Linked DNA regions of Homo sapiens: region 2 is linked to region 1. The links are chromatin contacts, found by Hi-C or POLR2A ChIA-PET in ENCODE. All regions are on one chromosome and are shown on one strand. The core of a region is the stretch at or near the end of the contact, and the rest is flanking DNA. Distances in the headings are between cores, read along the strand shown.

Evidence for each region. Hi-C counts contacts between places; a loop is a spot of excess contacts on that map. ChIA-PET counts read pairs that join two places held with the same protein, here RNA polymerase II (POLR2A).
Region 2: POLR2A ChIA-PET joins it to region 1 with 11 read pairs in BJ. The contact joins the promoter of LINC00445 here to the promoter of MAB21L1 in region 1. A Hi-C loop is called at or near these places in 1 of 168 maps with a recorded cell type or tissue (ectodermal cell). POLR2A ChIA-PET finds 5 or more read pairs at or near these places in 2 of 52 experiments (BJ and SK-N-SH).

Annotation. Positions count from the first base shown.
Region 1 is chr13:35,475,179-35,478,221 of GRCh38, forward strand. MAB21L1 (mab-21 like 1) reads right to left here and starts at 1,511. Exons shown (of 1, transcript NM_005584.5): 1 at 1-1,511. The coding sequence starts at 960. The region is part of intron 41 of NBEA (neurobeachin); the gene reads left to right. RefSeq lists an enhancer at 87-1,083.
Region 2 is chr13:35,696,164-35,699,206 of GRCh38, forward strand. LINC00445 (long intergenic non-protein coding RNA 445) reads left to right here and starts at 1,564. Exons shown (of 2, transcript NR_132115.1): 1 at 1,564-1,688; 2 at 2,576-3,043. LOC124903224 (a long non-coding RNA gene) reads right to left here and starts at 1,291. Exons shown (of 2, transcript XR_007063891.1): 1 at 1,229-1,291. RefSeq lists enhancers at 318-914, 915-1,510.

The DNA of each region.
Region 1 (3,043 bases), core at 261-2,760:
AAAGTAGTGGGGACACCGCCGGCACTGCAGGCAGGAGATAAGTTGCAGCAAAATCCCGTTCAGCCGATCACCCAGGCAAGACTCGTCCCAGTCCGACTCTCGGGGATGCTTTTCACACTCGTAGGAAACCAGAGTCTTCATATGGTAATTGTTCAAGGGCTGGCCCGGCAGTTCAAGGTGACGATCCCTTAAGGTTTTGAGGATGGAGAGGCACTTCTTTCTGCAGCCCCCCATCTGCAGTCTGTTCTCTGCCTCCGCGAACTGCAGCACCCAGGCGTCGCTCTCCGCCGAGCTCTGCTTGCCGGCCAAGGAGTGGCACTCCTTGGACAAGAGATTGAAACCTTCCGCCTTGACCTCCGCCACCCGGTTGGGTCCCGGCCAGGGGATGTGGGGAAGTGGCCAGTGGGCAGCACTCCTCGGCCAGATCCCGGTGCATTTAAAGGCCGGCGTGATCTGCACCACGTACCTATCTCGGATTCTCAGTTTCACTTCGCTGGTGTCTGCCACCATCTTTACCACATCCCGGTAGCTACATTTGTCTACCGCTTGAGCCACCAGCGTCTGAAACCTGGACCGGATTTTGCGCGCCGAGAGGTAGCCGGAGGCGGTAATGAATTCCACCCAGAGGGACATGCTCCTCTTGCGCCCGTCGCTCAACTTCAGCACCGCGCAGCCGGGCAGTGAGCCATCGTCCACGAAGTTGAACACCCCCATTTGGTTGAGATAAAGCACCACTTCAAATTCGGTGGGGGAGATGACCTCGAGGCCCTCGTAGCGATTGTCCATCTCGTTGAGAGAGCTGATGAACCGCGGCTCCTGCACTTCCACTTCCTTCAGTACGTCGGAAACTACTTTGCAGACTTCCCGGATAGTTTTGGCAATGGCAGCTTTCCTGGCTTGGCATTTTTCGTTGTAGTATTTATTCAGATGGTAGACCAGCTTGGCCTGGGCCGCAATCATGTTGGGGCAGAGATCCGGATTGTACACCGGAGTCTCGCAGTAAGCTGTGGGATCCAATGCGGCTGCTAGAGCTGGAGCCAACTTCGGTGGAGAAACGGGCCGCAACACTCAGAAATGGATCAAAAATGCCTTTCGGAAGTGCTGCAGCGTTGGTTTCCCTGCTGCTGCTGCTGCTGCTGCTGCTGCTGCTGCTGCTGCTGCTGCTGCTGCTGCTGCTTTTCCCTTCCTTTTATCTTTGAGCCCAGCCGTTCTTAAAGTGAAAGACTGTCCTCCCCCCTCTGCTTGTCTCTCTTCCTCTTTTAAAGAATCCTTGTGTGAGAGAACCGCATGGAGAGATCACCTTCTCAGGAATAAAAAACAAAAGTTGCGCTGAGACCCAGCAAAGCTCTTCCAGTAGTCAAAATAAGCACCCCTTTCCGTATTTATTTGCGCTTTCCCGTAATCATTGTGTGTGCAGCACTGTTAATCAAATGGAGGAAAAGTGTGCTGAGTGTGTGTCCGGGGTGAGTGTGCGTGTGTATATGTCAGAAGAAGCTGCTGTTGGTTTGTCTAAGAGCCCAGATGCACTCGTGTGGAAATTATAAAGGCAGGGCCAGGCAGGCGGGCGGCCAATCGCCACTGGGCTCGTCACGACAGCCTCCTTCAGCTCCAACCCGGCTAATTAATCCCCACTCATGGATATAGGCACACAAACTAAAGGTAGGAGGCTGCTGCCGGCGGAAAACCACTCAGGCCACCTAGACAGTTTGGAAATCAAGAGGAATCTCTCAGCTTTGGTATTACTTGAAGCATATTGACGTTTTGAAAAGACTTGGCAAAGCGGCTCTCTTCTGTGCCGAAAACCTGCTTGTCTTTTACCGCTGAAATGCAAATACAGGTGTATTAATGGGCATCCATCAATTAGTGATCTTGACGGGGTTTTCTAAAACAAAATCACTAACTTGCATTTAGAGTAAGATAATTAACGTCTGTTAATCCTTGGGGTCTTCTTAAATGCAGGTTGAAAGTTTGTTCTTTCATGCAGACTACTGGCATATGGAAGTTGGCTTTAGATGGAGGAGTACCTGTGTAATTTTCTCATTCTGGATGTTCCTATATGTTAAAATGATTTTTTGAAACGTTATGGAGGTAGTATGCTCTTTTTTTACTTATGTTTTTTTCTTTTCTCCATTTGTTGAATCTGAAAATTATTGCTGAGTGTGTGAGATGTTCTACCCCTGTTTAAGTTAGGATATTTAAAAAATATTTCGTACATCCCTCTGCCCCAGCAGATGCAGTCTTTGCACTTTGGTGGACTTGCCCAGCATTACAAGCAGGACACAACGCTATATATGCACTTATAGAAACATTTGAAAAATAAATTGTCTGTGGGATGGACAGAGTACTTTAGCGTTATTTCATAGTGACCTGTATTTTAGTACATAAAATTCAGGTGAGATCATAGAGATCAAGCTTCCTCACAGATAACTATCCCGAAAAATTGAAGGTTTGGGGTATCTGGCTTGTTTACAGATGTATAATTAAGGATATATCTCCTGTCTTAAGTGTCCTTAAGTGGTGACCTGGCAGTAGACTTCTAATTTTATACTATTTCGTGTGATTTAATTAAGGGAAAATGGTTAACATTTGCAAAGAAAATTAACTTGCAGTTATCTGGGGGGTTTTTTGGATTTAAACATCATTTTGAAAACAAAAATGAAATAAATCATTTCATTTCTGAATTTTGGAACCTGGAAACAGGAGGAGGAATTTTTTTTTCTAGTTGGTGGTCCAGTTGTGTCCTCAAAGTACAGGAAACTAAAGAAATACTACTTAGTGGTTACGTTGTGGTTTTTAAAACTAGGTGGATTTTTTTAATTGTCTACCTTTAATTTAGATGCCACGTCTTTCCAATTAAGAATATTTCCCGTCAAATCCTATAACTCCCGGTAACATGTTTGTAGACACTTTCAGAGTCACTTTTAACAAGATATTCTTCAGGGCTCCCACTTGCTACTTAAGCTTTTGATTTTTGTTTGTGTGTTTTGTTTTGCACAGGCACAGCATCACAAAACCACCTATTATTTAATTTCTCCTTATCCAA
Region 2 (3,043 bases), core at 314-2,813, 220 kb after region 1:
CCTTGAACCTGGGTCTGCCTCTCACTCCCTCCCATGGTTTTGGTTTTTGTTTTTGAGATGGAGTCTTGCTCTGTCGCCCAGGCCGCCACGCAGTGGCACGATCTCAGCTTACTGCAACCTCCGCTTCCTAGGTTCAAGTGATTCTTGTGCCTCAGCCTCCCGAGTAGCTGGGATTACAGGCGCCCACCATCATACCTGGCTAATTTTTGTATTTAGTAGAGACGGGGTTTCATCATGTTGGCCAGGAACTCCTGACCTCAAGTGATCCTCCCACCTCAGCCTCCCAAAGTGCTGGGATTACAGGCGTGAGCCACCACACCTGGCCCACTCCCATGTTTTTAATGTGGGAAACTGAGACTGCTGGACTGCTGAGCCTTCTGCTGAAGCCTGGGGCTGAGGAAAGGGCTTCCACCTTGCTGCGGGCTCTCACCCCGCACACATTCTGTCTGCTTTTCCTGTGCTAGGAGCAGTGCCACGGGGCTCATGGATTCTCAGGCAACACAAACGCTCACCCTGTGGGGAGAGCCTGTCTCCTCTGAACAGAGGTGGGCGGTTTGGGCTGCTTCTCAGAGTCACAGTCTGCAGGAAATCAACTCTGGCCTGATGGCACAGTGTCCGGTGGCCGCTTGGACACTGGCTCAACATGCACCAGAGCCAGGTCACGAGCTGTCACTCTCAATTCACCTTTGTTTCCAAACATTTGTTTCTGCCACTTTAAGGGGAGGGAAGGGTTTTAGCCCAAACAAACTCATGGTTTGGAGTCACTCACTGGAGGCGGAGGACACCTCCTGGGGGCAGTGAATAGGCAATGAGAGGGACTGGAAGGTCACATTTGCAGCCAGAGCCCAGGCTGCCCTGGCATGTCCGGCAGGACCATGGCCCGTCCTCCTATTGGACGGCTGCGTATCCCCTTTCCCTCGGTGACCACATTTCAGGACCCTTGATTTCTTTGCAAATCCCACCCTGCCTGGCCAGTCCCCTCACTCTCATGCCGACCGCAGAACCAAGGCTGCGCCCCTTCAAAGGCAGAGTTGGGGTAATTTTACTTGACAAGACTGCTGCCTGCCCTCCTCCTCTTTCCTCATCTGCCTTCCTCTCTCCTGACCCTGTTTATTATTATCAGGAAAAAACAATAGGTCCACATTTAAACTTCAAAGAAAAGCACGGGCTCAGGTTTCAAACAACTGCAGAGGCCTGGGCTTGGGACAGCTCCATCCCGCTCTCTCACCTGAACTACGGGGAACCTGGGGATGGATTTCAACTCTCTGCAGCCCAGCACTCAGGGTCAAGGTGAGGCCCAGTCTGTGACCACGGAGGAATTCTGGAATGTGGTGATGACCAACAGGAATTTTATGAGTGTCCCTCTGTGGAGGAGCCTGAGAGAAAGGCTCATGGAGGGCAGAGGGTGGAGGGCGTGGGACCAAGTTCCTTAGATAAGGCTGTGGCCCCATGGTAAGGGTCTGGACGGGGAAGGTCAGTGTTAACCCTTTGAAGGGCCCCCGGGGAGTGGATCAGGTTCAGAGCCCAAGGCTTTCACACATAGGTGTGTTCTAAAGCTGGTAAAGCCTCGGATCATCAGCCAGTGTCAGGTGTCACAGCATAGCCAAGCGACCAGACGAGCAGATGAGACCTTGTTAATCTCCAGTGGTGATGAGTAACCGTTCTCTCTATCACATATCACATACTGGGTGCGTTAGGGGGCCCTTAGGACTCGCTCCATTCTGCCTTACCCCACAGTGACTTGAAGGCACAGCTCCTGTTCCCCAAATGAGTCTCAGTGTGTTGTTCTCATTCCTGCCCTTTGAGTACATCTACCCAACCTACTGATTTCCCTTGTTTAATAGCATTTAAAGCTGGGTGCGGTGGCTCACACCTATAATCTCAGCACTTTGGGATTTTGAGATGGGAGGATTGCTTGAGACCAGGAATTCAAGACCAGCCTGGGAAACATAGCAAGACTCCCATCTCTACAAAAAAAAAATAAAATAAAATATTACCTGGGCACGGTGGTACATGCCTGCACTCCCAGCTACTCAGGAGGCTGAGGCTAGAGGATGGCTTTAGTCCAGGAGATTGAGGCTGCTCACTTGCTATGATCACGCCACTATACTCCAGCCTGGGTGACAGAGTGAGGCACTGTCTCAACAATAAATAAATACATAAAAATAGCATTTAAGCGATGGAGGGAGGGAGATCCTTTAGGCCTTAACCTGTGTTGCTAAACGGACCTTCAGAACTCCACCTAACATGTCAGGGACATCTTGGGAAGGCAGAGTGGAATAATTAAACAAGACTTGGTGCTGATGGCAGACAGGCCCCACTCCAATTCACCTCCACTGCTAGCTCACTCCATCTCACCTCCACTGCTAGCTCACTCCATCTCACCTCCACTGCCAGCTGGGCCTCTTTGAACAGGGCGCATAAGATAATTGAAACTTTCAGCTTATCTCTAGAATGGGGAAAATCATACCTATTTTGCAGACTTTATTCAGAGAGAAAGAAATGCATATAATATGCCTAGCATGGAAATTAATGTCCAATGTAATAGTTTTCTTTTTCCACTTTCCCCTGGAAGTGATTCATCCAGGTGGCGCTAGGAGGGATCTTCGCCGCAGAGGGCATTCGAGAGATGACAACTCTAGACATCCATGCAACTTCTGTTCTTGTGCTCCTGCTGTTTTCAAATTCCACAGTCACAGACTGCACCCTGGAAAACTCAGGACACCCTAGAGTGAACTGCTCTGAAGAACAAAGTTGCTACTTGCTTGCTACCTCTGGTTGCTACCCCTGGTTGTGTTTGGTTGCCACATAATGAAATGATTTTCCTTCCCTCTTTTATTTCCTTTCTTTCTTTTTTTTCTGCTACAAATGGAAAAATAGTTTGATCACCTTGAATCTTTTCACCCTTGGTATTCTCCCCCTTCACACCCGAGCACCGCCCCTTGATAAATGAGAACACGTGTACTGAAATCGCAGACTTCACCCTCCAGACTCATCGTCCTCATGCTCTCAGGGGGGACATGTTTCCTTTCAAACCTCCAGA